Linked DNA regions of Homo sapiens: regions 1, 2, 3, 5, 6 and 7 are each linked to region 4. A link is a loop called in an ENCODE intact Hi-C map of the cell type or tissue named here. Cell type or tissue: GM12878. All regions are shown on one strand. Each heading gives the region's core, and the rest is flanking DNA. Links, peaks and the distances in the headings are about the cores only.

Evidence for each region. A loop is a pair of places that touch in the nucleus more often than their neighbours do. Peaks named below come from ENCODE experiments on the same cell type or tissue, not always from the same donor. Only the 100,000 strongest peaks of a DNase experiment are listed, where the experiment ranks them.
Region 1: a loop joins it to region 4, with 4 times the contacts of the local background. A loop is called at or near these places in 2 of 110 quality-filtered maps.
Region 2: it touches region 4 in a loop (9-fold over the local background); 8 of 110 quality-filtered maps call a loop at or near these places.
Region 3: a loop joins it to region 4, with 2.9 times the contacts of the local background. A loop is called at or near these places in 6 of 110 quality-filtered maps.
Region 5: it touches region 4 in a loop (6-fold over the local background); 9 of 110 quality-filtered maps call a loop at or near these places.
Region 6: a loop joins it to region 4, with 10 times the contacts of the local background. A loop is called at or near these places in 16 of 110 quality-filtered maps.
Region 7: it touches region 4 in a loop (4-fold over the local background); 2 of 110 quality-filtered maps call a loop at or near these places.

Annotation. Positions count from the first base shown.
Region 1 is chr5:108,910,403-108,914,847 of GRCh38, forward strand. All of the region lies in intron 10 of FER (FER tyrosine kinase), which reads left to right. Among named protein-coding and RNA genes, the nearest start is that of FER, 160 kb to the left of the region's middle. In GM12878, for the core only: no CTCF peak of the experiment used is centred there; no DNase peak of the experiment used is centred there.
Region 2 is chr5:108,258,584-108,263,028 of GRCh38, forward strand. The region is part of intron 4 of FBXL17 (F-box and leucine rich repeat protein 17); the gene reads right to left. Among named protein-coding and RNA genes, the nearest start is that of FBXL17, 120 kb to the right of the region's middle. In GM12878, for the core only: a CTCF peak has its summit at 2,173 (motif pointing right); a DNase peak (open chromatin) is centred at 2,198.
Region 3 is chr5:108,675,260-108,679,704 of GRCh38, forward strand. No RefSeq gene overlaps it. Among named protein-coding and RNA genes, the nearest start is that of LINC01023, 51 kb to the right of the region's middle. In GM12878, for the core only: no CTCF peak of the experiment used is centred there; no DNase peak of the experiment used is centred there.
Region 4 is chr5:108,519,586-108,524,030 of GRCh38, forward strand. No RefSeq gene overlaps it. Among named protein-coding and RNA genes, the nearest start is that of FBXL17, 140 kb to the left of the region's middle. In GM12878, for the core only: a CTCF peak has its summit at 2,448 (motif pointing right); DNase peaks (open chromatin) are centred at 1,936, 2,496 and 4,019; H3K27ac peaks cover 1,583 bases.
Region 5 is chr5:108,640,419-108,644,863 of GRCh38, forward strand. No RefSeq gene overlaps it. Among named protein-coding and RNA genes, the nearest start is that of LINC01023, 86 kb to the right of the region's middle. RefSeq lists an enhancer at 1,910-2,204. In GM12878, for the core only: a CTCF peak has its summit at 2,063 (motif pointing right); a DNase peak (open chromatin) is centred at 2,063.
Region 6 is chr5:109,476,792-109,481,236 of GRCh38, forward strand. All of the region lies in intron 4 of LOC105379117 (a long non-coding RNA gene), which reads left to right. Among named protein-coding and RNA genes, the nearest start is that of PJA2, 69 kb to the left of the region's middle. In GM12878, for the core only: a CTCF peak has its summit at 2,659 (motif pointing left); no DNase peak of the experiment used is centred there.
Region 7 is chr5:108,725,629-108,730,073 of GRCh38, forward strand. LINC01023 (long intergenic non-protein coding RNA 1023) reads right to left here and starts at 2,633. Exons shown (of 1, transcript NR_046368.1): 1 at 2,197-2,633. RefSeq lists enhancers at 1,876-2,457, 2,297-2,596. In GM12878, for the core only: no CTCF peak of the experiment used is centred there; DNase peaks (open chromatin) are centred at 2,152 and 2,923; H3K4me3 peaks cover 2,762 bases; H3K27ac peaks cover 2,205 bases.

The DNA of each region.
Region 1 (4,445 bases), core at 164-4,163, 390 kb after region 4:
CCAAATTTCTTGACCACACTTAGCATAATTTCCCTATTCTTTGGAAGGCTTTTACTTTTTTTAAAAAAAAGGTTTGTTTAAAAATTTAATTCCATTTTAGATTCAGTAGGTATATGTGCAGGTTTGTTACATGAATATATTGTATAATGGTGGGGTTTGGGCTTCTAGTATACCCATCACCCAAATAGTGAACATTGTACCACATAGGTAATTTTCAACCCCCTCCGCTTCTCCCACTTCGCCCTTTAGGAGTCCCCAGTGTCTATTATTTTCAGCTTTATGTCCAATATACCCATTATTTAGCCCCTGCTTATAAGTGAGAACATACGGTATTTGATTTTCTATTTCTGAGTTTTTTCACTTAGGATGATGGATCATGGCCTCCAGCTCCATCTAGTTGCTGCAAAGGACATTATTTCATTATTTTTTATGGCTGCATAGTATTCCATAGGGTATATATACCACATTTCCTTTATCCAATCAACTATTGGTGGATATTTAGGTTGATTCCATGACTTTGCTATTGTGAAGAGTATTACAATAAACATATGAGTGTAGGTGTCTTTTTGATATAATACCCAGTAGTGGGATTACTGGGTCAAATAGTAGTAGTTCTATTTTTAGTTCTTTGAAAAATTCTCCATGTTGTTTTCCATAGAAGTTTAACTAATTTACATTCCCACCAACAGTGCATAACATTTTCTTTTCACCACATCCGCACTAGCATCTGTTGTTTTTTGACTTTTTCAACATAGCCATTCTGACTGACGTAAAATGATATCTCATTGTGGTTTTAATTTGCATTTCTCTGATGATTAGTGATGTTGAGGTTTTTTTCATATATTTCTTGGTCATGTGTATGTCTTCTTTTGAGAAATGTGTGTTCATGTCGTTTGCCCACTTTTTAATGGAGTTGTTCATTTTTTTCTTGTGTTGTTTCAGTTCCCTATAGATTCTGGATATTAGTACTTTGTTAGAGTCATAACTTGCAAATATTTTCTCCTATACTGTAGATTGTGTGTTTGTTCTGTTGATTATTTATTTTGATGTATAAAAACTTTCTAGTTTAAGTCTCATTTATCTATGTTTGTTTTTGTTGCATTTGCTTTTGGGGTTGTTGTCATAAATTCTTCGTGTAGGCCAATGTCTGGAAGAGTGTTTCTTAGGTTTTCTTCTGGAATTTTTATAGTTTCAGGTTTACGTTTGAGTCTTTAATCCATCTCGAGTTAATTTTTGTATATGGTGAGAGATAGGGGTCTAGTTTTATTCTTTTGCATATTGCTAGCCAATTTTCAGAGCACCATTTATTGGATAGGGTAGCCTTTCCTCACTGTTTATTTTTGTGAACTTTGTCAAAGGTCAGTTGGTTGTAGGTAGATGGCTTTATTTCTGGGTTCTCTGTTCTGTTTCATTGATCTGTGTCTATATTTGTACAAGTATCATGCAGTTTTAGTTATGATATGGTTTGGCTGTGTCCCCACCCAAATCTCATCTTGAATTGTAGCTCCCACAATTCCCACGTGTTGTGGCAGGTACCTGGTTGGAGATAATTGAATCACGAGGGCAGTTTTCCCCATACTGTTCTTGTGATAGTGAATAATTGTTACAGGATCTGATGGTTTTATAAGGGGTTTCCTCTTTTGCTTGGCTCTCATTCTCTCGTCTGCTGCCATGTAAGAAGTGCCTTTCGCCTTCTGCCTTCCACCATAATTGTGAGGCCTCCTCAGCCACTTGGAACTGTGAGTAAAGCCTCTTTTTCTTCATAAATTACCCAGTCTCAGGTATGTCTTTATTAGCAGTGTGAAAACGGACTAATACAAGTTACTTTAGCCTTGTAGTATAATTTAAAGTCAGGTAATATGATGCCTCCAGATTTGTTGTTTTTGCTTAGGATTAAACAACAAATTTCTTTAAGTGACCTGCCTAAAGGGTTTACCTTGTCTGGCTCCTACCATGGACTTTTTTTGTTTTTTCTTGAGACAGAGTCTCGCTCTTGTCACCCAGGCTGGAGTGCAGTGGCACAATCTTGGCTCACTGCAACCTCTGTCTCCCAGGTTCAAGAGATTCTCATGCCTCAGCCTCTCAAGTAGCTGGGATTACAGGTGCCCACCACCAAGCCTGGCTAATTTTTGTATTTTTAGTAGAGACTGGGTTTTGCCATGTTGGCCAGGCTGGTTTCGAACTCTGACCTCAGGTGATCCACCTGCCTCGACCTTCTAAAGTGCTGAGATTGACTACAGGTGTGAGCCACTGTGCGTGGCCCTATGAACTCTTACTAATCTGAATGGATACTGGTTGTAATCACAGACATGACGCTATGAAAGAAGAGCAAAACAAGAAAGGAAGATATAAGGATTGAAGGCCTGGGAAAAAAATTTGGGGGGTATTACCTGGGCTGGTTGTATCAATTCAGTTATGAACAAGTGTAGTTGGAGTAAGTAGCTATCAAGTGTGGTCTGAAATCTTACAAGTGAAGAAATTCTGACTGGTAAGTTCCAAGTTAAAAATGGTAGAATGAGTTACTGAAGTTGAGCCTAGATGAGTACTCTTGGAGATGAAGCCATCCAAGGAACTTTGAGGCCTTGGGTATAAGAATCATTTATGATATTGTTGGGGGTTGAGCTGGAAAGAAAATAATCTTAAGCTACTTGCCAAATACAAATACCTCAGTAAATGAAAGGGAGTGTCTGAGAGGTAGATGAGAGTATTGAGAATGTAAATATCCACAAATGGTTTCATTTATGCTATTATTATACCTACTGCATCTCTTATAATTATTTTCTATATAAACTTTTACTGCTTAACACAGTACCTGGCAAAGAGTAGGTACTCGATAAATTTTTCTTTGAACATGCTTGATATTGCAAAATGAAACCATCAGCATTTAGGTTGCAGTTTTTAGTTAAATGTGTGACTCACTCTACATATTCCTTGTATATAAATACCAAACAAAAACAAAACACTAAGCTAATGTATAGGGGTAAATTAGTCTAGTATCTGTGTGATAAAGTAATAAACTCATAATTCTGACAGAAAGGAAAGGATGCAGAGTGATAGTCTTGACTAACATAGCTATCATTTATAGATAGGCAAAGTAGAAATTTGGCATACTGTGTTATTTAAGCAGGGCCAGAATGAACTATGTCCTCTAAAATATCTTAGCCACAACCACTACTTTGGAAAGCCTATTGGGCAGTGTCTACTAAAGAAGGAAATGTGTACACCCTGTGACTCAGTATATCTGCTCCTGGATATATACTCAATAGAAATACATACATATGCTCTCAAAAAGGCATGTACAAGAATATTCACAGGAGCACAATTTATAATGACCCCAGCTAGAAACTGTCCAGATGTCAGTCAACAGTAGAATACATAAATTGTGGGATACTTACCCAATGGGATACTCCGCAGTAATGAAAATGAACAGATTACAACTACATGCAGCAGTATGGCTGAATCTTACAAAAATAATGCTAAGTGAAAAGACACCAGACATTACATATTCTGTGATTCCATTTATATGGAGCTCAAAAAAATGTAAAAGTAATCAATGACATTCGATTTTAGAATAGTGGTTCCCCTTGGTAGGGTGGGTGTAGTGACTGAAAGGGGCCACACAAGACACTTCTAGAGTATAGACAGTGACTTGTTTCTTGATCTGTGTTCTGGTTACAGGGACTTTTTCAATCTGCAAAAATTTATAACCTGCACACTTTTGATTTGTAAACTTTGCTATATTCATCTTGTACTTCAATGAAAAAATTTAGAAAAAAATTGTTCTAACTTAGCATAGGACCAAAATGAAAGCATGCTTAACTTGTCTCTCTGTGTGTGTGTGTGTGTGTGTGTGTGTGTGTATGTGTTAGATTGTGTGTTGAGCTTTCTATGGCTATCTTTTCAGAATTATCTGGGAGAAGGAGGAGCTTTTTAAACCATATATGCCATACTTACTTTTCTCTGTTACCGACTCTCTAACCATTATTATTACGTTTCTTCTATGGACTATGTACCTCTTATTCTTTCTCTTTTACTGAGAAACTATAGTTCGCTATTATTTTTGATAACAAAGTGTTGTATTCTTCAGATCTCTTGTGGTTGAAAAATAATGACTTTTGGGCAAAGGATTTTTGTCTTAAAGATCCTTATTAAATTCTGAATGCCTCTTGGAGAAGTAGCATGTTAAGCATCATCAGACATTAATATGTACCTCAATTCAGGGGCTTGAGGAATGCAGGAGCGGTGAAATCAGCATGGAAGTAGATAGCACAAGCATGTGAAATGATACTTTGAAGTAGTCTTTATTCTGATAGGCAGGCTAGTGAGGGGCATAGTGCTGGAAGGGAAGGTGAGAAGTTGCTGATGATTAATTTAGCCCATTTCACAAATTTGTGTAAGCCTAGCTCTTCCCTTTTCAAAAGTAATTTAGGTTAAGATAAGTATAT
Region 2 (4,445 bases), core at 298-4,297, 260 kb before region 4:
AGATTAAGTTGCATATGAAGACCAGAGTTGGGTCAAAAAACCTGGGCTCTAAGGAGGCTCAGTCTCTTATTAGGTAGATGCCCACTGGCCAAGTCATTTAACCTTTCCATTTCCTCAGTTTAATTAAGGAAGTCAGGATAAATGGCCTTTAACATTTTTTTTTTTTTTTTTTTTGCTAAAACACTCTAGGATCTTACAATCTAGCTGGTGGAAAGCTAGTCAACAGAAGAGTATACCCAGGATATATTGCTGAAGTGATAACACACAGAGAATTTAAAAGAAATTCCAAATTAGATCTGAGAAACCAATAGAAAAACTAAACATAATAAACATAATAGATAAAGCTAGACATAATAAAAGCTGTAATATGCTTTATCCAGGGCCCTCATATTTCCAAGGCAGTCTATAGATCATAGTGAAAGCAATTATACAATTTCCATTTAAATAACAAGTGTCTGTGCGTTAAAAGTGGCAGGTTTTTTCTCCCTTGAACAATAAGTCTTCGGCGACTATCAGCTATTTTCAAAGCACAATTAGAATTGAAGAAAAGACAGCACAAACAATACTGTTTTTCAAGCTATGAGAATCAGGAATTGAAGAGATCTGATATAAGAGGAAATCAGGTACAAAGAAACTATGTTGGTTAAAAATATATATACCACAATCCATAAAAAATGTCTATCGATATGGGATATGATGGTTTTGTGGAAATCTTTGACTTAAAAGTTCTAAAAAGCTAAAACTATGAAGCTCATTTTATTATGAAAACTGAAATTGAGAATTGATTTCAAAGCATTCAGAGGATTCCAATGTTTTAAAAACATAATGTATCCTCAATGTAGCTGTAGTGAGGCAGACAGAGAGCCCTGGAAGTAAAGTTGTTTACATTCCTGACCTGCCAGCTGCTGGCTGTACTATCAGGTCTAACACACTTAACCTCTCTTAGCCTTTTAGTTTCACCCACACAGCCTCAGTTAGAAATGAATATGACTAATGGGGCTTTGTGAAAGGGCTTTGTAAAAATGTTGCTTGAAAAAAATTCGAGAACTTCTAAAGAAGTCCAAGACATTTTCTCAGTGTCAAAGATGTGACAATATGAGATGTAAGACACATAAAGCAAAACGAAAAGCAAAAGGAAGTCCCAAGGCAAAAGAATCACATAAGGATAGAGAGGGTATCTAAAAGGAATTTTTTTCAATAGCTGTCAAAATAAAAATTTAAATACGTGAAAGCAAGCAATAGATTATTATTTTTAAATTTACCTACTTGGCACTAACGGTTTTTAAAACCTAGGCTAAGTTGAAATGTGCAGTTATCTATAAGGTAATATATTTTATTGTTCCTATCAGGATGGTAAACTCTGTCCACTACTGGCTTCCTCTACAAAAATCAATACTGGAGAAACTAGCTTAGTGAGAGAAATAGTTATAAGAAACTTAAAAAAAAAAAACAAAAAAAAAACCTATGTACGTTGAAGTCAGGATGCTGCAGCCTAATTTGGGAGGAAACCGGTTGTTGGAAAACTTTTCCATGCTACTCTTGCCTCTCTTATAAAGATAGGTAAAGCATACATCTTCACCACGGCATGGGCATTGGACAGGAGAGGACTAGTTGTTAATGTCAGCATTAACAATTAGTAATATGGGGCAGCTTAAGGACTCTTGTGAAGTGAAGGTGAAAACCATAGGTAGTGAAGAGGCAAGGGGTGATCAGAGTGATTGGGAGATTGGGTGGTTCCTATAGTTCTCTGCCAAATAACAATGACCAGAGGCTGGTCATCCGCCCTTCCCAATTCACATTACCACACAGGGTAGCTATATCCAGGAAATAAGAATTGATCTAAAAATCAACTAATAAAAACATCTACCTATTAAAGAAATACAACTATCTAAACATGTAACATAATGGGCTTCCCCTTTCAGTAGGCATAGGAAAGGGAGGAAACGGCAAAACCATGCCAGGCAACATCGTATTACAAGGAGGGAAGAAGAGAACGGGTTCCTATACCCCTACATTTCTCCCAGACCGATCATTCCAATCAGGCCCACAAAATGAGAGACAACTAATCAAGAGATTCTTGGAATTGCTGCCACTGTCTTGGAGCTCACAAAAGGAAACTGTATTGTGCCTGTGGAACTTTAAGCCAGAGGAGCAGAGGAGGCAATGGCCACTAGATGGCACCAAACTACAGCCAGGACCAAGAAAGATTCCGCTCTGTGCCCAACTCCCAGGACTTTTGCACAAGTTTGCTATAGTCATTTCACCAATATCGGTATCACACAGTCTCGCATTTTACATAACTGAAAAATCTGCGATCCCCTGATTGTCTTGTGTAGAGGTTGTATGTGCTGAAGCAGAATTATTGAAATACATGCCAATAATTCAAAATAAACATGATATAGCTAAGGCACTAAGGAAAGATAGCAATGTGAAGTATGAATAAGAAATCATTAAAAATAATGTTAAGTATTAGTAAAAAAAAATATTAAAATACAATAGAGATAAACAGTAGGATAAATACAGTTATAGGATAAATTGTTGATTTAGAAAATCAAACTGTGGTCCTTCCTAAAAGACAATAGAAAATAATAATATAAAACAACATGAAAGAAAAGGCAAGGAACAGAAGCAGTTATGTGAACATCCAGATAACAGGAGGCTCAGAAAAAAATGGTGAGAAGAGGGAGGTTGACAGACCAAAAAAAGCTTGAAAGGATAATTAAAATAAATGTTACAGAACTAAAAAAGAAAGATCAAAGATCTCAGAATGGAAAAATTAATAGGACAAATAAACCCATACCATGGCATATTATGGGTATGGTTAAATTTTAGAACAAAAAGATAAAATTTCTAAATCTTCCAGAAAGAAAGAAGATAAACTTTGGAAAATGAGTAAAAGAATATAATATATTTTTTAAGTATTGAAGAAAACAATTTTGACTCTAGAATTTTACATCAAGCCACACTGTCACACAAAGATGAGTACACAATAGAAATGCTTTAGGCATACAAGGCCACAGAAGGTTTGCCCATAAAGACCCAAACTAAACACATTCTAGAGAAAGTATTCAAATAAAAAACAAAATCAGGAAGATGATGCAAATATACAGGATAGAAGGGTTACCCAACATTTTACCTGTTATTGTCTTAAAAACTAACATAAACTAAACACAAGCTTAAAAAAAAGAAAAAAACAAAGAGCACCCACAACTGAGAACTAAAATGCTAAACAATATTAAGAAGAACAAGCAGCACAGAAATAATAAAGTGAATAAATCAACAAAATTCCAAACAAAAATGTAATAGGGAAGATTTTTAAAACGTTACTTTCCTGAAGACCAAACATATTAATAAATATTTATAAACCTTTCTCAAGATTCACCAAACTTAGGGATGAGATGGGGAGATGGGGGGGATGGGACAAAGCAGCAAAATACAGAATGAAAAGGGAGAATACAAAGTGATACATATTTTATTTATTTATTTATTTATTTATTTATTTATTTTTTTTGAGACAGAGTCTCGCTCTGTCGCCCAGGCTGGAGTGCAGTGGCACGGTCTTGGCTCACTGCAAGCTCCGCCTCCCGGGTTCACGCCATTCTCCTGCCTCGGCCTCCCAAATAGCTAGGACTACAGGTGCCCACCACCACGCCCAGCTAATTTTTTTGTATTTTTAGTAGAGGCGGGGTTTCACCATGTTAGCCAGGATGGTCTCGATCTCCTGACCTCATGATCCACCCACCTTGGCCTCCCAAAGATAAATATATATTTTTAAAGTGTTGTAAGTATAGGCTAATAATTTGGAAATCTACATAAAATGGAAGAAAGTCCCAGAAAATATATACATCAAAATTGTCAAAAGAAATAGAGACCTTGAATATGCCAAAAATTATGAAATAATTTGGAAGGTACTCAAAGCATCCCTCTCAAAAAGCCAATGGTCTACGTGATTTTTTACAAGTGGGATTTAAGAAACATTAATGACTTCCTAATGCAAGCTGTTATAGCAAATAGGAAGAGTGTAAAACTATACAGCTCATTATAGGAGGCTACTGGAATCTTGATTCCAAAATGAGACAATATACGAGAAGAAAATATGGGCCCACTTCACTTAGGAATTAGATGGGAAAAAACAAGCAACAACAACAAAAACCACCATCAAAAAAAAGAGCTAAATAAATCCAATACTTTATTAAAATACAATTGTCATGAAGTGTTCTGGAATGTAAACTTAGTTCAGCAGTATCTATGACTAGCTCAATTAATAGAGGGAAAGCATGTGATAACCATTACTACCTATTTATAATTTTTAAAAGTGTTAAATTATACAGTGAAGGGAACTTCCTTAAGTTGGTAAAGGTTATACAAGGATACTGTTCAATCTGAACTTAGCTGAAAACCTGCTAGTGGAACTCAGTGACAAAATTAATTCAAATAAATTTTCA
Region 3 (4,445 bases), core at 299-4,298, 160 kb after region 4:
AAGATTGAGAGTTGAAGATGGCTAGAGAAGAAAGCAGGGTTGATGGGAACTCTTTTTGGATTGGCTGAGCTTGGCTACATTTATAAGCTGAGGAGAAATCAATGAAGAAGAAAAGATCAAACACTGATTAGAGAACAGATAAAATCAAAGAAATGAAGAACAGAGCTAGGATGGGAGCCAGGGAGGAGGTGAGAAGTTGAACACCTGCCTTTAGGTTTCCATTTTTCTTTTCTTTTTTTTTTTTCTTTTTTTTTTTGAGACAGAGTCTCGCTCTGTCACCCAGGCTGGAGTGCAGTGATGCGATCTCGGCTCACTGCAACCTCCGTCTCCTGGGTTCAAGCAATTCTCTGCCTCAGCCTCACGAGTAGCTGGGATTACAGGCGCCTACCACCACGCCCAGCTAATTTTTGTATTTTTAGTAGAGAGGGGGTGGCCAGGCTGGTCTCGAACTCCTGACCTCGTGATCCACCCGCCTTGGCCTCCCAAAGTGCTGGGATTACAGTCGTGAGCTACCGCGCCCGGCCAGGTCTCCATTTTCCTAGTGTCACAAGAGGCAAGATCTGCTGAGAAAGAGATGGAGAGTGAGGATAGAAGAAATCTAGAGGGGTGTGAGTGAAATTGCCCCTGATGGTGAGTGAACTCAGTAGCATGCTGAGCCATCTGTAAGGCTGAGGTGGGGCTCCTCTGATGCTGGAACCACACATCTGCAATTCCAGACATGGAGTTTTCTCTAACATCCCTTAGGGGCCCCTTGGCAGAACTGGACAAGTACTGAGGTGCAGGGTAGGGGAATGGCAGGCTCTGAGGGGGATCTGGGATGGAAAGATAGCGAATGAGAAGAGGGTGCTGTTAACTTATTCTACACAGAGATTAATCAAGGTCAGGACTGGAGAAAAAGACCCATCTATCCCAGTTAAAGAAATAATAAACTGACCACTTACTCCTGCATCCTGTCTAATTCTCCCACATGAAAGTATTTTTCTGCCCACTTTGCAGATGAGGTGATGGAGGCTCAGAGAGGTTTAAGGAACATGCTCAAGTTCCCTTAACTTAGCTTTTTTTTCAACTACAAAAGAAACTTATTTTCACTTTTTAAGATAAATGATCTTTGCATGTGAAGAAATTATTTATGATTATATATGTATTCATATATTTACTTCCACAGATATATGATGAAAGTTTAACATAAGGAGCCATAACTAACTTCAGAATAAAAAGATCTCTTTATTTTAATGGGATGTTATACTTCGCTGTGTCTGATATAGATAATTATATGCCTTGCTGGGATTTAGCTTTCATTTTAGTATTGGATATATTTGTGGAGAAATATGAAATATTATGTTGCCCCACATACATACCTATTTAATTTGGTGGGATGATTTTGGAGAGAGGTCTGAAAATTTTAGTCACCTCATTTTTTGTATATTGGGAAACTCTTCCAAGGTTTGGAATGGGGGTGGGTGTGCTGCAGGATGGCTTAAATCACATCTAAATATTATTTTATACTTTCTTTTGAGAATGAATACTTATTTAAGATTTTATACTTATTCTTAGGAATATGCAAGATTAAAGGCTATGACTTATATTGTCCTAATCTTAAATCATTAAATAAATTAATAGTAACTGCATTGACTTTTTAGGAACTAATAAGAAAGTATTTGACTTGAATTCCATTTCTTCCCTTTTAACAAACTTCAGGGCTATGTTTTATATATAAGTAAAAGATGGTTTTTATTAAGCAGATAGAGACAGCTTTGTAGGGTATGCCCATCTTTACAATGTGTGTGATGAGGACACTATATTTTTATGGTTGGCAATATGTGGATTTCAAATTTCTTAATCTGCACTTATTAAATGGATTTATGGTTCTGACTGTTGTTCTCCTCACATGTTAACTGTAACATATCAGAGATATTAGCTAGGTCAAAGAGATTTTTCTTACAAGGAACAGAGAAAATTGCCCTATGTCCAAAATGGACTCTGACAAGAATTTTAAGAAGTTTTGCAAATGAGATTGCTCCTGGAAACTTCTTCACTCATGATGAAGCCCCTCATTCATTACCTGATAAAGATAATTTGAGTCAAGTAAAGGGTGAAGTTCAAAATGAAAGCAATAAAGGATTATTTTCAAATCTGATGATAATATGTCCCCATAAGCATTCTAGTGAATGTAGATTTATGGACATATGTGACTTTGCAACATGTTTTAAAATTATAGTGGATTCCCTGCAGTGCCATCTTTGACAGCTGGTCCCATGCAAATGTGAGGCTGGACTATTAACCACACAACATCACAGATGAATATGAGAAGCATGTTTCAGGCTGTCATTCATTTTTATTTTTTAAGACATTAACTACAAGAAATGTGAAAAGATTCATTATATGCAGAAGAAGAAATGGAACTGCTTTCATGATTTTTTTCCTATTGAGGCTGAAAGAAGTAGTTCACTGAATTGTGTGTAAAGAATAAGCACTTATTTGAGGAGGAATTTTGTTAAAATAATATTTTTAAAATCCAAAATGAATAAAATCTGCCAAAATTTTGTGAATTGTTAAAACAAAAAAAAAACCAGTTCACTAGAAGTGTCAGAAAGAATCTGTTCTGCAAGTTGATTCTGAATCAGTGTTAATGTGGTAAGATCCTCACTTATTATAAGTAAAATCCAATATACGGTGGGTTTATGATTCCATTTCTTTGGTAAGTGGGTAGGTCAGAGCTTAGGATACATCTTGCTAAAGAAAAAGCACTGCTACAGAATTGATGTGGGCGAGACCCATATCACAGTAAGAGTTTTAGATGCCTAATACTGCAAGGCTGTCCATTTTATAAGTGAGAATGGAGGCTCACAGGGAATCCATATGGAACTACCGTCAGCACCAACAGAATCAGTCTGTACTCTGTGTCCTGTGAGGGAAACCATGGGATTCCAAGAGGAAAGACGTGAAGCACAGAGACATTTCTCCAACTCTTGGCCACAGAGCAGAAAGCCCAGTGAACTGCTGAATTAAAGAATGCCATTTGCATATGCACAGCTCTCTTTTTCAAACCTCAGTGCCTCTAACACCTCCCAGTCTTCCTCCCAGAAAACTGGAGCTGTTTCTTGCCCCCGGCTGGGACCTGGTTTCCCCCATGGTCTGGCCAGGACTGAAATAGTATCACTTGCCCATAGGTGCCGGTACACAGAACTGCAGAGAGTGATCAGAAACAGAACCCAACCTGCCTTTAGTCTAAAGGGGCATGGCAGAGAGTGATGATCAGGATTTGGGACAGTGGGACCAAAAGTGAGAGCAGGAGAGCTTTACAGAGGATTTCCAAGCAAGGGAGATAGTTCTCAGCAGCCTGGTGGTCATGGGTGGACATAGAGGAGAAAAAGAATCTAACTGAAAAACAAGTAATTTCTTCTCCTCCTCCTCCTCCTCTCCCTCTTCCTCCTTCACTTCCTCATCCTCCTCTTCCTCCTTCACTTCCTCCTCCTCCTCCTCCTCCTTCTTTCTTATATGCTCTTGTGGTGGTTTTAAAACACGTCCACAAATTCTTTCACACTTCTCCCACCAAGAGGTAAAGTCCATGGCCCCTCCTCTTGAAACTGAGTGGATCTTCGTGACTGCCTCAATGAATAGAGTACACTGGAAGTGACACTGAGTCCCTTATTGGCTAGGCTAGAAAAGACCAGGCAGCCTTGGCTGGTGCCCCTGGGATACTCACTCTACTCACTCTGGGAGCCTTTGGCCACTCAGTAAGAAGTCCAGCTGCCCTGAGGTTTCCTTGAGACCATGTTGGGGGGCAACATAGAGGGAGAGATACCCAAGGAACTCAACTGTTCCAGCCCTAGCTGCTGGAGTCTCCCCAGTACAACTACCAGCTATAAATGGTGGAAGGGCCTTCAAGATGACCCCAGGCCCAGCTACCTTTCATGGCATAGCAATAGATAACTTGAACAGAACAGCTCTCCGTAATAGGGGCTTTCATCTTTCTTTTCTCAAAAGGGCAGGTATCCTGGAGGTCTGAAGCTGTCTTTGCTCAGAAGGTTAAGTCTTTGTTTTCGAAAGTTTCTGTCCCTCTCTCTGTGTCTCTATCTTTCTGTGTCTCTGTCTCTCTGTCTCTCTCTCTCTCTCCCTCCCTCTCTCTAACCGCAGGATTGTGTGGATAGGGAGGGCTCTGTTGATTGAAAGAGAGGAGAGAACCCAGTTCTAAGTATGGACGCTTTCCAGAGCCTAGAAGAAGTAAAGGGGTGGTAGGTTCTTGTAGTTGACACTTGTGCCCTCCCCTACACAGAAACTCAGAAGGATGTCTGATGGGACTGGTGCAAGAATGCCTGTTTGCTGAGCACAGAATGCCTCAGTCTTTAGAGCCTCCTCAGAGGACCCAGTGGCTGACTTCGGTGCAGAGGGGCAGGTGCCACAATCAGCAGAGTGCCATGTAATAAGTACAAATAATGAGGATC
Region 4 (4,445 bases), core at 181-4,180:
GCAAGGAAGCCAGTTTGAGTCCAAAAACCTCAAAAGTAGGGAAGCTGACTGTGTAGCCTTCAGTTTGTGGCTGAAGGTCCGACAGCCCCTGGAAAACCCTGGTGTAAATCCAAGAGTCCAAAAGCTGAAGAACTTGGAGTCCAATGTTTGAGGGCAGGAAGCATCCAGCATGGGAGAAAGATGAAGGCCAGAAGACTCGGCAACTCTGCTCTTTCCAACTTCTTCTGCCTGCTTTATTCTAGACACACTGGCAGCTGATTAGATGGTGCCCACCCAGACTGAGAGTAGGTCTGCCTTTGCCAGTCCACTGACTCAAATGTTAATCTCTTTTGGCAACACCCTCACAGACACACCTAGGAACAATACTTTGCATCCTTCCATCCAATCAAGTCGACACTCAATGTTAACCATCACAGAGTCCAAGATAGCATATACTCACGTGGGCCTGGCTATAGGCAGGACAAGACTAACATGGGACCCCATGTGTTGGGGAGGTCACTAAGGGGCCTCCTGGAGGGCTCCTGAGCCAAGGAGCTGAGCCTTCAATTGCAGTGAGTGTGGCTTACCAGGATTGCAGAAAGAAAGCTCCTTATGCTATGGGATTTACCTTTTGTAGCAGTGAAAGGTAAGTTTAGAGAGGGAGAGTAGGAGATTACAGAGGAGAATTATGGGCTTGGATTCAAACCTAGATCTTTTGGGAAATGCCTCTCATTTTGTGCCTTTATTGTAGTAGTCTCCATAGTAGGGTACATGTATGCAAGGATTTGCATAAGATAACTCATTGGGATGTAGAAAGAAAGTAATAAAACTTTTATTTATATTTATTCTGTATTGTATCCTTTAAACAGTTCTGTTTTAATTTTTTGGATTGTGTGTAACAAATTGGGCTACATGGATATAATTTTAAAGAAATATAAATATTTTGGGGATACGGTATCCAATTTTATTTTCTGATAGAAGTGAATGGTCAGGTCAGGTGTGATGGCTCACATCTGTAATCCCAGCACTTTGAAAGGCCGAGGCGGGAGGATTGCTTGAGCCCAGGAGTTTGAGACCAGCCGGGGCAACACAGGGAGACCCCATCTCTACAAAATAAAAAAATTAGCGGGCATGGCTGCTCATGCTGGTGGCCCCAGCTAATTGGGAGGCTGAGATGGGAGAATCATTTGAGCCCAGGAGTTTAAGGCTGCAGTGAGCCATGATCACCCCACTGTACTCTAGCCTGAGTGACAGAGCAAGACCCTATCTCCAAAAAAAAAAAAAAAAAAAAAAAGTGCCTGGGACTATGTTAAGTTTTTTTACGTAACGATGTTATTTCATTTAACCCACACAATCTATGCAGTAAATAGTGTAGAGGCAAAAGGAAATTTTCTCCCTCTGCTTCTGAAGGTTTGATAATTTCTGTCTATAAAACAACTGACAATAGACAGATTAACAGGAGACAGGGCATACAAATTTATTAATGTGCACATGTGCATGGGAGCCACACAAAATATGAGACTCAACGAAGGGTCACATGACTGAAGTTTTTACACTGTACAGAGAGAAATAGAGCCTTGGAGCTCCTGGGTGAAGTGGCCGCAGGTTACAGGGGTTATGGGGAGATGAGGGGAGGAAATACCAAGGTTATCTGTTATACGGATGCATTTCCTTGGGGAGCAGCCCTCAGGCTGGCTGGAGTAAAAGTTTCTGTATCTGAACTTTTAAAGTGCCAGACCTTTACAGTCTTTTTCCTGTGCGTTTTCTTTTCTAAAACCAGATAAGGCAGATAAGGGAGCCTCAGAGAAAGGATGTTTGCATCTGCTGTTTACTTCATGAGTGCAGATTTCCTCTACAGATGCAAATCTCCCTCACAAAAGGACAGCTTTCAGATCTATTCCTGTGTCTGCAGTCCCTCTGAACAGCCATCTCGAAATATGCCAAAGAAGTGTATTTTGGGGTGGCCTATTTTGGTTTCCCACAGTAGTGTATGTGATCTCATTTTACGGAATTGAAACTCAGACAGGTATAGTAACATGTCCAAGGTCACTCAGACAGTAAATGGCAGAATCAAGTTCGAAGCCTGAACTGCCAGCTCCAGAGCCTATAAACTACATTTTCATTCTTTTGGTCTAACAAAGTCCTAATTGTCAGATCTTGCTTGATATAAGTAGTGTGGACTTTTTTCCCTGTCATTTATGAAGCACAGATGAATGGTTTTCATAATAATAGTTTATGTCATAATAATAGTTTATTCCAAGAAATCATGCAGCAGGAATCTTTCAGAATTCTTAAAAGTATTTTTAATAGCTTTGCGTGATGTACCAACACTAGAGTAAAATCAATAAATACTTCTGTTGATTTGTCCACTTGTCCTCTAGATCCTTAAGACATTTTGTATGGGGTTAAGATACTCCTTTTCCAGAAGAGAGGCTTTATGTATATGTGCCATACCGTTAGTAGCCAGGAGAGGTCACCATTTATAAAGACTTAAAGGCATGTGGCCCTACCTCTCTTGTAATTATACTTGAAGATAGGGCTATATGGCACAGAAAACTGGGAATGGAAAAGCCAAAGGTCAAATTCCATTGCGCAGAATCCTTTATGGGGCACAGCAATTCGTTTCCCTACTTCTCTGGACTGCTCAAGACAACATTCTCTGAAACTAGTAAAGTCTGGGAGTGGTGGAGGCCACCTGAAGAGTGATGTGACACACTCATTATTGTGGGGGTGTATAGGTATAAGGCACACATCAGTCTCCACCACTTTGCATATACATGCAGTTGGGAGTTCCTGAACACTGTAGTACCTAGGCAAAGTGCTTGGTTCCAAGCCAGTCAGAACAGTCTAGTAATGATCAAACTATAGAGCCTATTGACCTGAAGACTATAAGACAAAACCTCTTCAATAATGGAACAATTAGAACCCATGTCCTGGGTCACTCAAAGACTAATATTCCTATAATGAATATGTCTACCTGAATTATCTTCATATTTTCCATCCAAATCTTGCCATAGTTCAATTTGCTTTATTACAAAGTTTTTTCCCCCTGAAGTTCTAATTTATTCTTCTTGATAGAAGAATAATTTACTTTCGTTTTGTTGTTGTTGTTATTGTTTGTTTTTGTTTTTTTGAGACAGAGTCTCGCCCTGTCGCCCAGGCTGGAGTGCAATGACGTGATCTCGGCTCACTGCAACCTCTGCCTCTCAGGTTCAAACAATCTCCTACCTCAGCCTCTCAAGTACCTGGGATTACAGGCGCCCACCACCATGCCCAGCTAATTTTTTTATTTTTAGTAGAGACGGGGTTTCACCATGTTGGCCAGGGTGGTCTCAAACTCATGACCTCATGATCTGCCCGCCTCAGCCTCCCAAAGTGCTGGGATTACAGGTGTGAGCCACTGCGCCTGGCCTACTTTTGTTCTTTTTTTTTTTTTTTTTTAATAATGTCAGAACATCTATTCCCCTTACTTTTGCTATTTGTTGTCTTGGATCCGTTCTGTTTTTCTCAAGGACCACTTCTGATTCTTCCGTTTTCATAGGATTTTTGTTTCATCTGTATAATACCTTTTTTTCCCCTCAATGGTGATGGTTTCCTAATCTGTCTGTGATTTTGTCTGACAGTGTTGATTTCCAAAGAGCTGGCCTGGAGTGCCTTTGCTGTTTTTCTCATTGGTTCTTTAGCATCATCAGGATGGCTGACCAGGAGCTCTACATCCATGGGGAGTGGGGGCAGACAGGGAGCTGGCCATAACGCAGGAGTGGCCTCCAAATGTCAGAATGGTAGTGGCTGCACACATGTACTCTAATAACTCTAATTCTCCTCTGACAGTTGACTAAATTCCTAAGAGAAGAGCCCCCTGATTTTTTGCCTGGGAATGAAATTCTTGGTATCCTAGAGAGAAGAACCTGGGAGAGGAGCTATTCAGAGGCACAAGGTCCATCACCCCCTCACTCTTTTTGGTTCCCCTTTCCATCTGACTTTCTCATAGTACCTGCTTCCCCAAGCTTCTGCAGAATATCAGCATTCTGATTTCACATGCACAGCTCAGAGTTGTCTTGTCTTTGCTTTATTCAATCTGTCAACAGACTTTCTTTCTTTTTCATTTTCTAGAAATGTCTCAGAATCTCTCCTCCACTGATATGATATGGGTTTAATTCTTTACTATCATTTCACTGAGGTCTAGGGAGAGAGAAGAGATAAGCATTAGTTCTAAATTTGCTATTTGAACCAGAAATCACAATTTGTATCTTGAAGTATAAAAATGTAGTACTTTTCTACGGAATATAGAATGTAGAACTATCTGAATAAGAGATTTTGAGTATTTCACTAGTCTTCAATGTCCTTTAGATTGGGAAGCTTTGGCCTGAGGTAGTTTCTTGCACTGAATTGAAGCCGAGAAATGATATTGCATACCTTCACTGACCTAGTTTTTTTGGTGAAGTTTTACATATGGTATTTAAACT
Region 5 (4,445 bases), core at 344-4,343, 120 kb after region 4:
AAATCCAAAAACCACAAAAACAAATCTTTCCTTGGTTTTACATCATTTAGATGCTTCAAGGTAATAGGCATCCGTTGTTTGCAAAGCCCATTCTGGGTCTGGATGTGTGCTAGATGAGGTACAAAGATATCACAGGTGAGCTGAGGACAAAACCAGAGCCAGAGCCTCCCATGATGATCAACTTTGCTGTATGTCATGTTCCACAGAGTCATTGCAAGGCTAACTTTGGTCAGAGAGTGCTAAAGTGGAGGTGCCAGAAAGAAGGAGAATGTGGACCCCATGCCGGACACATGTTTGCATATATTATTTCATTTAGTCTTCACACTCACCTTGACTGGTTTATAAATGGAGAATCTTTCATGTCAAGAGGTTAAGTAACTTGCTCAAGGTCAAACAGCTAAGAAGTGACAGCAACAGGATTAAAATCTTGGCTGGGCGCAGTGGCTCATGCCTGTAATCCCAGCACTTTGGGAGGCCAAGGTGGGCGGATCACCTGAGGTCAAGGGTTCCAGACCAGACTGACCAACATGGAGAAACCCCGTCTCTACTAAAAACACAAAAATTAGCCGGGTGTGATGGCACATGCCTGTAATCCCAGCTACTCAGGAGGCTGAGGCAAGAGAATTGCTTGAATCTGGGAGGCAGAGGTTGCAGTGAGCCAAGATTGCACTCCAGCCTGGGCAACAAGAGTGAAACTCCATCTCCAAAACAAACAAACAAACAAACAAACAAACAAACAAAACAGGATTAAAAAAAAAAAACAGGATTGAAATCTTGCTATAATTTCAGGGCCAAGAGAAAGGCCTATTGTGAGTATAAGTTTATTACCCTACTGACTGATTGATGTATGAAATTTTGCTGTTAAAGCTAATTTTGTATAGTGGTTTTCCAAATGCATTCTTCCAAAAATTACCATTCTAAAGTTTTAGTGGTTTTTCAGTGGTTCTAGAAAATTTTATTGGAATTTCATTTATAAAACAGAGTTCTAATTTGAATGAAATGCATGTGTTATTTACCAACACCTGCAACACCACGAAAATATTCATTTAAATTCTATTGGTTAATTTCATAAGTAAATGTCACAAATTGGGACTTACAAAAAAAGAACCCTGTTTTTTAAAATAACACTTTTTGTGTTGTTCTATAATTGGAATTCTGTTACTGCCTTATTTCTCTGATTCTCTTTTCATCAATATTTACTGAAAGAAGTAATATTCTTTGATTACATTTCCTACACCCCCTTGCTCTCTGAAGCCCACTTCAATCAGAACTCAATCCTGTCCACTCCAACAAAGCTGTGATAGTCTGTGTCATGACTGCCTTGACGAAAGCCAGCCAGGACACCCAAATTCTGGGGTTATTTTTTGCTCTTACCTCACTGGCTCCTCAGAAACATTCAACACAGATAACAGCACCATTCTTCAAATCCTTTCCCCCATGGCTTCCAGGGCACTGTAGTTTCCTGGTTTCCTAACCTCCCTCTCCTGGTCCCCACCACTGGATCTTCTTCCTCACTTTGTCCCCTAATCTACCTGCTGATAACTGGCCCTTACCCTTAGTTTCAGAACCATATATTCAGCCCTTATTTGATATCTCCACAGGGAAGTTTAACAGAGTTCATATTTAATGTGTCCAAAACAATATTCTTGATCTTCCCCTCTCAACCTATTCCTCGCATATTGTGCCCCATCTTGGTAAATGACCTTACTGTCTACCCAGTTGCTCCGACTGAAAATATGAGAGTAACCCTTGACTCCTTTTCCTTTACTTTCCACAGCTAACTGACTGACAGGTCCTATCAGCTTTATCTCCAAAATGTATCCTGAGTCACTCTCTCCAGCCCTGCTGCTACCGTTCCAGTCCAAATAACCAACATTTCTTCTGAGTTTCTGCTCCAGCCTCCTGCTTCCACTCTTTCCCCTTCTCCAGTTCTCCATTCTCCCTGCCATAGCTCAGGGTTTCTCAAGCACGTCACGACGGACAGTTTAGGCTGCCTATTTCTTTGTTGTAGGGGGTAGTCCAGACATGGTAGGCTGTTTAGCAGCATCTTTGGCCTTTGCCCACTAGATGTCAGTAGCACTCCCCAGTGTGACAACTGAAGCTGTCTCCAGGCATGGACAAATGTCCCCAGGAGGCAAAAATCACCCCCTGTTGAGAATCCCTGCCATAGCATGAACAATTTTTACTTTTAAAAAATGAGTCATAATTAATGATAATGGTAAGTAGTAAAATTTAAAATAAAATAAAATAACAATAATAGTAATGTCACTTCTCTCATTTAAACCCTCCAGTGACTCCCCAAGTCTCTTACCACAGCCAGGAAGGCTCTGCATGATCTGGTTCCTGCCAACCTCTCTGACTTTAAGGCCCCCATGGCCTGATTTCTATTCCTTATATAAACAAACTCATTCTCACCTCAAGGCAATCACACTTGCTATTCTTTATATCTAGGGCACCTTTCCCTTAACTTCCTGCATGGCCACTTTCTTTACACAGTGGATCCAACTCCTCAGAAACTTCTCTCACCACCCTACCTCGTGTGTCCCCACATCACATTATCATGTCTGTTTTCTTCCCAGCATCTATAGTTAGTTACGTGAGATGACTTCATGTACATGTTTCCTTATCTGTCTCCTCAGCTACAATATAAACTCCTAGTCTTTTGTGCACACCACTATGTCTCCAGTGTCCTGAACAGTGCCAGGCACACAGTAGGTGCCCAAGAAATACTCACTGAGTTTTAAAATTCTTCAAGAGGCCAGGTGTGGTGGCTGTAATCTCAGTGCTTTGGGAGGCTGAGGCAGGAGGATGGCTCGAGGCCAGGAATTCAAGATCAAGGCAACGTAGTGAGACTCCATCTCTAAAAAAATTATTAAAAATTAGCCAGGTATGGTGTCTTGTGCCTGTAGTCCCAGCTATTTGGTAGGCTGAACCAAGAGGATTGCTTGAGCCCGGGAGTTTGAGGCTGCAGTGAGCTAAGATTGTGCCACTGGACTCCAGTCTGAGCAACAGAACAAGACCCTGTTTCTAAAAAAAATAAAATAATGATGATTCGTCATGTCTTGGATTAACATACTGATGTGGTTATATGCAAAGCTTCTCAGTCTAAATGTTTGCAAGTATTTTTAGTAGAACAGGAGACTGGTCACACACAGCTCAAATAAATTCTCATGTTGACATTATGCATTTGATGGGATGCATGTGGAGAATGTCCCTTTCGTAAGGAAAAGTTATTGGCTTGATTGGATTATAATTGGAGCCCAAATACTAATAAACGAAGTTTGGCAAAGTTAAGACCATGAAACTCATCTTTGTAAGTGACCTAAGCTTGTTGAAACCCATTCCCAGAGGTGAAAGCCTAATGAATCTATCTCTTGTGCCATGGGGCCTTCTGTTGATATAAGCTTTGTCAGGGGAATGAGGTATTGACGTTTTAATGTCTGTGGATTATGGTAATGCGCTTAACTATATTGATCTGTTCAGTATTCTGTACTTGCTTTGTTGCTATCCCAAAACTCCAAAAGAAGGAGGTGTCCAGATGGTCATAACACAGACTATGAAAAGGAATCAAAGAAGTAGAATATCAGTGTAATTCATAAAATATAAGACATCAAATTTTGACACCTCAGTTGAGCCACAGGCCTAATGGGAAAGTACTTAATGGGCTAAATTAATCCTACCACTGACAAAAATTGATGTGCGTGATAAGAATGAAAATCTCCCAACTGACCTGCAGTCTGTGGGAGAGACAGAGAAGTAACTTTATGGGTGAGCCCTTGGGTTCTGCCATTCAGGCAAGGACTTGGAAGTAATGTAGTAATGTAAGTACAGGTAGGGGAGGCACAGAATTCTGGGGTCCCAAGTGGGCCTGGAAAACTCCAAGGCAAGAATCAGTGGAGGGAAAAGCCCTGGGCTCTGAAGTTAGGCAGGCCTGGCTTAGCCCCCCAAGTTCTGCACTTACTAATCACTGCTTATCAGAATGCCTGCCTGCAGGTTCTTTTATATCCCTATGCTTTCATTTTTTTCACCTATAAGGAGAGGGAAAATAATGTTTCTTTTCTCATAAGATGTGAGAGGGATAAAATGTGATAATGTAGGGAAAGTATCAGGACCAGATGAGGCATGTGAATTATCTTCATCCCTGTTTTCTATTTCATTCCAGACAATGTGGCATCTGCTGTAATTAAGATACCATGTGCATTACCTACCTGACCTTGAAATCAGCAAAGACCTTCAGAGAGGGAACCCAGAATCACTCTCCTGTTCTCAGCAGCTTTTGTCAGCTGCCTCAGAGGAAAGATTAGCTTGTGTGAGATGCTGTCATTGAGTTACCCTCTGTTCTGTAAAGGTGATCTAAGGCTTGGCAGGAGCAGTTGGGAGGTAGAAGGGAGAGCTTGGGGAGCATCTGTGCCCACTACCCCAAGTTGCCAGCCTGCAGCAGAAGA
Region 6 (4,445 bases), core at 348-4,347, 960 kb after region 4:
CATCAAGAACAATTAAATGCTTTTAAATGTAAGATAATTTTACTTAGACAAATGGTTTTTGAGAAGTACTTTCAAGACAGAATTGAGTAGATAATTTCTTAGACTAATTACCTTATATCTAGCCATTCCAGTAAAACATGACTGGAGCACATATTATTTTACTTAATTTTTTTTCCATTTGGTTCAATTTTCAAATCTGAATACTTTTAAACATTGACTTCTATTTAAAATGTTCTGTTCACAATGCAGTGCTAAGTGAAAACATTAAACTGTGTTTTCCAAATTTTCTACGATAATCAGAAAAAGATTGTATATAAATAATTCCACAGGCAACTCTTTAGAGTATGTCTAAATGGCAAATTTGACTCGTCATTAATGGTAACTTAACATATCATGTACACCAGAAACCAGGAAAGGATCTATCTCATGTTCTCCTAAACCTCAGCCACAGTTGAACAACTGAAATCAATATACTTCTCAAGCAAGTGAATAATTCCTCAAAGCAATTTTTAAAAGGAAAAGAAAATTTTCTTTCATACAAGCATCTTTTCCCTCAGTGATTCTTACATTTGCCTCTTTTTCTCACAAATTTCTAAGATAGGAGATAGAGTTAGCCTTTATGTTTTAAAATTTTCCCTTGATTTACTAAAACACATATAAATTTCATGGTTTTTGAGGAACAATGACACAGAGGATAGTTGACTTAGGGTGAGGTTAGTATGAAGGAATAAAAATGTCAGTTTTTTTTTCCTCATAAATAAAAGTGAATTCCTAAAACTTTCTCCCATGACTTCAGGTAACTGGAGTAACATTTTTGGGAAGCTAAAGGCAAAATATCTCTATTTCATTATTTGGTGAAGACTGATAACCATTTGAGAAAAGTAGTTCTTATTGCTTGATTCAAGTTCCTGGAGAGCTATGGCTAAGATTTTTTTCTATTATACTTAGTATATAATGTAGTATAATTATTTGCATATTGGAGCCCTAAATTTGTTATATAAAAATAGCAGGTAGTGTGTATGAAAGAGAAAGAACTATGATACAAAAAAATCTGGCCAGCAGAGCTGCAGCTTTGCTGTGCAAAGGGTAGAATTATAATTTATTTTTTGTGACTGGCCCAGGGTAGCTGCAAAATAAGTGGCTCTGATAACCAAACAGATAATAGTAACTATACTTTTAAAAAACTTGCAATGATTTAATAGGACATTGGACACACGATTTTAATAGTCTGCATGCCTCCAGAGGTATCACTGTTTCTCAAATGGAAAAGCCAAAATGAAAATTCTAGTCCCTGTGAGAAGGTGTTAGAAGAAATCATTTTTAAAAACCCAAAAGGACTCACTTTATTATTTTTGACAAGAATTTCTCCCTAAATATAAAGATAAGATAGCATTGTAAAAGTGACTGTAAAAGAAAAAAACCCACTGTAAGGCTATTAGGGACAGCTGGCTGAACTGCTATGTCAGAATACATTTTTATTTCTTTAAAAATAAAACTTGAATATTGGAGTAAAATCTTATTTAAGATTTTTAAATATATAAAAATGCATACTTGTTATGCAACTTTATCAGATCTCAACATATTGCACATTTTGCCTATTTATTTCACAATTTATTTTGTAAAATAAATGAAACAAAGTTTTTTATGTTTTCTTTCCCTGGAAATAACAACTACCATTAATTTGATACTTAAGTTTCCAATAATTTCTTTATAGTCCACTGTTTGTCTTTTTTTTCCTTATTTGTGGTATCTTTTGATACACAGGAGTTTTAACATGGAAAAATTTATCACTTTTTATTTTGTGCTTTTGGTGTCTTATTTAATAAATTCTTCCTTATCCTGAGACAAAACAATAAATTTCTACATTTTCTTCTTACAGTTTTAAAGCTATGGTTTAAAATATCCAAGTTCTTGGTTGTCTTGGAATTTATTTTTGGTTTATGTATAGTAAATAATTTTATTTATATTTAATTTTTTTCCCATATGAATAACCAATTATATTTTTTCTCTGATTTTTGGGATGCCACCATAGATTTTTTTCTTTGGATTTATATACTGTTTCATTGGTCAAGTAAGACAAGTTACTCCCATTTTTTTCTTCAAGTTGAACAGACTATGTAGAGTCTTGTGTTATTATGTATGAATTGAGTATCAATTTGTTAATTTATACAATTGTATTAGACACCATTTCAGTCAGTTTCTTTCTGATAATTTGGAGAGACTGTTTAATCTTTCCATCCATGAACATTGTATATCCCTTTATTTTTTTAGGACTTTCAAAATGCTCTTTAATAATGCTTGATAATTTTCTGTATAAAGGAGCATTGCAATATTTTGTTAGAATTATTCCACATTTTGGCTACATTTTGTAGCTATTATGAATGGGGTCATCTTGTATATTATTTTTCAATTGGTTATTGTGAGTATATATAGTAATATTAATTTTTATATACTCATCTTAAGAAGAAAGATTAAGGCCACTTGCAATTGCCTACTAGCACACATTTTTAATAAAAATTTGACATTCTTTTTAATTCAGCTAAAGTCATGGTTGTCTAGAGATGACTTAATCATTAACTACATAGAAGTGCTGAGTAAAAAGTTCAGATCTTTTACTTTACATTATATTGGACCTAGTTTGGCAAAGACTTAATGACACCATCTAGTGGCAGTTTGAAGTTCTAAATAAATAGTAAAATGCATTTCCAGATTTTATTGGATAACTATTTGTGTTAAAAAAATTATGATAACAATCAATATCCTTGTTGAAAATGCCAAGAAACAGCAAGAATTAATTTGTCATATCAAAATTAATTATGCTTGTAGTCTTTAATTTTGCTGATTTCAAGATTAGAATGAAGTTATGCTTATGGAGAAACTTATCTACAATCTTTTATTTTGAAGCCAAATCATGTATGTGAAGATTTAATTTTTAAGATTGTTATTCAGGGAGTTGTCATAGTTCATGTTCACACCATGTTTTTGAAAAAATAAAATTACCAACAGCTGGCCGGAGTCAATCTACGTAATCTTTATAATAAAATGATCCTAAGAGTCTATACCATGAGGACTACTTTATATTTAAGGATCCTTTAACATAAGGCCTATTTTTATATCTTACTAATTAGAATTCTTTTTTGTGTGGGAAATAACAAAATCTTATGCATAATTCAACTCAATTTCAAAACAAATAGGGACAACTTGCTAATCACTTGAAAAAAGTATAAAGTTTAAAATACACTCAAGATGAATTAAAAATGTAAATCTATACAACCAGGCTTTAAAAGTTTAGAGTGAAATATATATGAAAGCTTATTTAATTTTTTGGTGGGGAAGACTTTTCTGATGATAGATGGAACCTCTAAGTGTAAAGGTTGATTAAAATTTCTATAGAACATTTAAATACTAAATTAAAGTGACAGTGTAATATCTCTGGTAAAAGTTTTTTAAATGACACTACCCTATGTTAACATAAGTTAAGGGTGAATACATAAAAAACAGGCATTCTTATTTTGCTACTTGGGAATACATTTGGAATAAACTTTATCAAGGGACATTTGGCAATGCTATTGAAAGTCTTAAAATATGCATAGTCTTTGCCCCAGAAATCCACTACTCAGAATGATTATAGGGATACAACAAAGAAATAGTCACAAGATTGTTCTTCATAGCACTTCATAGAACTATTGGTAAAATATTACACATTAGGAAAATGTAAATGTCCACCAAGAGGTGAATTGGGAAACTAAGAGTGTAGTTATTAACCATACATTGTTATTAACAGTTATTATGTTGTTATTAACCCTAATGTTACAGAAAAATTGTGGAAGACATTTAAAATACTTTTTACATATTTAATTATGTAATTACTCAATTAAGTGGAAAGATATTCTCAGAATAGTGTTAGATGAAAAGCAGAGTTTCAAATCAGTATATTTTCATTTTTTACAATATTTGTTTCCTTCCTTATGCAAAATACAGAATGACGACACTCAACAGGGGTTCTATCCTGAACATGATATAGGCTGAATGTTGTTTCCTCCCCAGATTCATATGTTGAAGCCTGAACCACCAATATAACAGGGTCTTTGGGAGGTAATTAAGGTTAAAACAGGTCATATGGGTGGGACCTTCAGGATGGAAATAATGCTTCTAAGAATGCTTCAGAGAGCTTCTGGGTACACACTCACCCCACCCTCTCCCTACTCTGCCCCGTGTAAGAACACAGCAAGAAGGTGGCCACCCATAAGCCAGGAGGAAAGCCCTCATCAAGCAAATTGACTGGTGCCTTGATCTGGGACTACTAGCCTCTAGAACTGAAGAAAGTAAATGTCTGCCGCTCAAGCCACTTGGTCTACGTTATTTTGCTATGGCCTCCTGAGCAGACTAATATACATGAGGTAATGAGTAATTTCTTTTTTTGCTTATCTAGGTTTCTAAATTTT
Region 7 (4,445 bases), core at 113-4,112, 210 kb after region 4:
TATGTAATGTGTGTGTATGTATATGTATTCACAAAAATGTTAACAATTATTAGCTCAGAATGATGAAATCATGGATGAATTTTACTTACTTTTGCTTTATTTTGTTAATCTGTAATTTCTTATTTTTCCATAGTTAATTACATTACTTGAACAATAAGAAAAATACAGTTTGGTTTCTACCAAAGAAAGAACATTGACTGTGGCATCAGAAAGAGCAGGGTTTGAACACTAGTTGTATCTCTCACATTTTAATCTTCTGAGATAATTGTCTTGCTGGTAAATGCGGAAATAATACTTCACAGGCTTGCTCCTTTTCTCCTGTTTAGTTTAAATACAACTATATACATATATACACACACATATCACTGCAATAGAAAAAAAAACTGAATAAATTTATTTTACAAATATCTTTAATGTGTGAGAAAAGTATATTTATTTACAGGGTAAGAAGATTGATGATGATGTGTGAGGATTCTGAAGGGGATCGCTAGGCATTTTCAAAGACTGGATAAGTTAGCCTCCCACTTATCCCTATTTCACCTAAAAACTGATTTAACAATGATTTGTTTTTTTGCCAGGCATTGAGCTAAGTAAAAGAACAAATGAAGAAACAAATTTAAAAACTCAATCTCTATCCTCAAAGAAGTCTAATTAATAAGTGGAGAATGACACAAACAACAAGTCATAATGCAATGTATTAAATACTATCATAGACATATTCACAAAATATTATGGGAACAAAGAGGAGGAACTGAGTTTCTTACTAGTATCCTATAGCATAATACTATGCTCATGTTATTATAATTTGATCTCTTCTTTGGTTCTAAAATAGATTGGTGAAGCACCTTTCTAACCATAAACAGGAAAGAGGAGAAAAAAAGTAATGAATATGAATGTACAGAAGGTGCCTAAAGTAGAATCACAGTGCTGTGAGCAGTAACAAGCAGAAGAACTTAAAGGATAAGCTATGTACAAAATCTCCCTGAAGGCAGGAAGGCAGGTGGTGGAGTGAAGTTGAGTCAGCCTCCATCCTGTTACCATCAGATGGTTCTCAAATGCCTGGCTGGCATCTGGACTGGGAGAACAGCAGATGAAAGGACCCAGAGTGGGAGGAAAATGAATCAGTATGCGATCAGCAAATTGTACCTTGGATTGGGATAGGATTCTTATAATTTAAAAATGTGCCTATATTCAATAACTGCAACTATTTAGAGTAATGGTAGCCTACTGTATTATCAGGAAGTGGTTAAAGAGTAAACATGTTCTGGAGGCAGGGAGATACTTGGGATACAGAAATGAGCGTGCTGAGTAAGAACACAATTGCTTCAGAATGTGCAATTCAACGCTGAATACAGGGTTCCAAATGCAGTTAACATCAACTAAAGAATTTAGCGAAAGGGTGTAGCAGAGTGTAAGTTGGAATTAAATATGGGTCCTTGGTCTGATAGAGAACATTTCAAGCAAGTTCGTTGTTTATATCTGACTTAGAAGGCAATGAGAAACCATACAAGATACGATACTGCTTTCTTCACATTTTCAAAAATATCTATTTTGATCAAAAGGAGTTAGGAAGAACCTGCATGGTGGACTATAACAGATAATAATGGAAGGACTATTCGGACCAAAAATAGTTACCAGTTTCATTGTCCTACTATGTGGAGGGGACAGAGCTGAGAGAAGGGGAAGAGAATAAGGCATTGAGTGGCGTTCTACTACTGGTGTGTGCCAAATACCAATTTCAGCATAAGGACTCAACCCGGAAGGAGCCAGCTGGAGTCCTTATGCTATTCCCGAGGCCTGAAACACGAGTCTAGCTGGTTCGGCCTCATCTGTCAGGTCACAGCTGCAATATTACTTCCTCAGGGAAGCCCTTTCTTTCTTCCTCTTCTCCATCTCCACCCCCTTCCCAAAAGGGCCTCCCGCTATAAGCTCTCAAAGTTGTAATTACATGTGTCTTGTAGTTAACTATTTAGAGTCTGTCTCCACGTCCAGGCTCCAACCAACCTCTCATCCTCAAATGTCTTCACAAGGTCGGTGATCTTGGCAGTTTTACTGACCAAAGAGTGGGGGCTCATCTCCAGCACCTTGCAGTATTGACAGGAAAGTCACTGAGTAGCAAATGAATGCATGAATGAGCTCGTGTTGTTAATATTGCCAGGCCCACAGGAAGCACCCAACAAAGAGCAATGATTGGTGTTCGCGTTCATTATCTCATTTAATTCTTACAAAACCACGGCAAGGATTCAACCCCACAACTGCTGTCTAGAAAACCGAGGAAAGTGACGCAACCCGCGGGAGGTCTGACGGCCCGAGAGCCGCAGCGCCAGGCCCGGGAGCCAGCCCCGTCCACTTCCCCGGTGGATTCTTCTCCGTTCCCCGCCGGCCGCCCCAGGTGAAGCTCCTTTCCGCCGTCAGAAGGAGGCTCCCAGCGGGAAGCAGCATCGAGGGCGACCCAGGGCCAGCACGGGAAATGCCAGGGACCGCGTCAGCCGAGCCTGCTGGAACCCCGCTCCTCGCTGCAGACGCCGTTCCGCCTGAGGACAGTACTCGGGCATGGGGAGTCAGGTGCCCGCCACAGGAACGCAAGAGACCGCGCCGGACCAGCGAAAAAGCTCCATGCTCTCCTGGTTTTCCAACCCGACGCCGCGGCCTGCGGCCACTCTAGGACGCCGGAGGGTCCTCCTCTCAGTGGTTGGGGCTGGGCCGCCCTGCGCCGGGAGCCGCCCACCTTCGGGCTGGGCCGGGCCTGGCCAGAGTCTGGGCTAAGCGCAGGGCCTGCATGAATCTTCAGCCTGGGAGGTGGGGCAGGAGCACGGAGAAGTCTCGAAGAAGTGGAGGAAGCACGCACTGGCTGCCGCGGGAAAAGCTCAGCCAGCAACTGTATCAGCTTTACATTCGACCCTCCTTTGCTGCATGGCAAAAAGAAAATAAACTACCATTTCTTAGTTCGTGTTTTATTTTCAGCTATTTCTTGTTTCCTTGGTTTCGATTCTAATTATTGCTGTAGACGCCTTCAGGTGGTGGAAGCCAAGGCAAGGAACCCCTGACCGCAATTTCCTAACCTTTGGGCAGAGTGTGGGGTGTGGGGACTCCCCGCCTGCCTTTCCCCGCCCCCCCTTCATAGAGACCTAAAAACCTTTAAAAAGGATCTAACACTAGCTCTATTATCTACCCTGTAGCCTACTCAACTAATTAATTCAGACATTTATAATTACACACCAAAAAAAAAAGAGAGAGAGAAAAAAAGTTAAACCGTTGGAACTACAAACATTAAACATGAGCAGTTCTTAGGGCCAAAATCTCTGAATGTGACTGCGACAGATCGCACTTGAAACGCCTGTATGAGGTAAACGGAAATGGCCAGAGAAAATGAACTGACGGGTATGTGTATTTCCAAATGTACTACTATCAGCTAAAAAAGAAACTTCAATGATTAGGTTTATTGAGGTGACATGCAATAATTCTTAAATGTTCTGCAATTAGAAGTTTCTACGTCATGAAGGCAGTTTAGAAGATTACAGCAAAATGGTGAAGCATGACTTCTTCATATGCTTATTCTTCATTCAAAAGCCGTTTGCAGGTTCCCCAGCTTAAAAAGAAGCCTAATTTCACTTATTTTGAAGAGTACTCTGATAAATATGAATACCGAAATCAAATGTTGCTTTGTGTTTAGACAGTTATAGATAGAAAATTCTCGCATGGGCCAGCAAAGAGGTATGGGTAATTTAAGAAGAAAAAAAAAAAAGTTGATGCCCCTGGCTGGTGAAAAACCCCAAGGAATTCACTTTCAGCTGGAAATTTTAGAGCTATTTCGCAATACTTATTAACGAGCTTATTGTATTATTCATTTTAGAAATCTGATTTCGCAATCTTTTATTCGTAGTGGCTCCCTCTAATAACGTCCTCATTTTATCGCTATGTGCATAATGATGTTCTTTAGTATATCCAAGAGAGTTTTTGATGTTGGAATTTGCAATGACTCAAGTTTCACTCCAGCAGCTTGAAAGAGTGATAATGAGGTGCTCTCCTTTTTTTGTATCTATACTCCCCTTCCAGGCATATAATTTCATTTGAAAGTTGATATTGTTCTTCTAGATTTTCTATTCAGTAACGAAATGGAAAGCAATGATTGTTCCCCTAAGAACAACTAAGTTTTCTAAAAGCTATCATAAGGACTTTGTAGCAAACTCTGAAGGTATCATTTGGGAATTTTAACACAATATGCTTGAAAACCAGATAAAAGGGAAGGTTCTAAATTAAAATGTGTGGATGAAAATCTATAATCTGGCACTAAATCAGTAGTGATATAGTGGGTGGCAAATAGAATTGCAGGAAGAAAGTGAAGATCTGGTTGCCTGGAGCTTGTAAGATTCAACCCTAGTTCAACACAGCTCTGTACTTGGACCACAAAGACAGAAAGAAAAAGGGTGTCTGAAGCTGAGAAG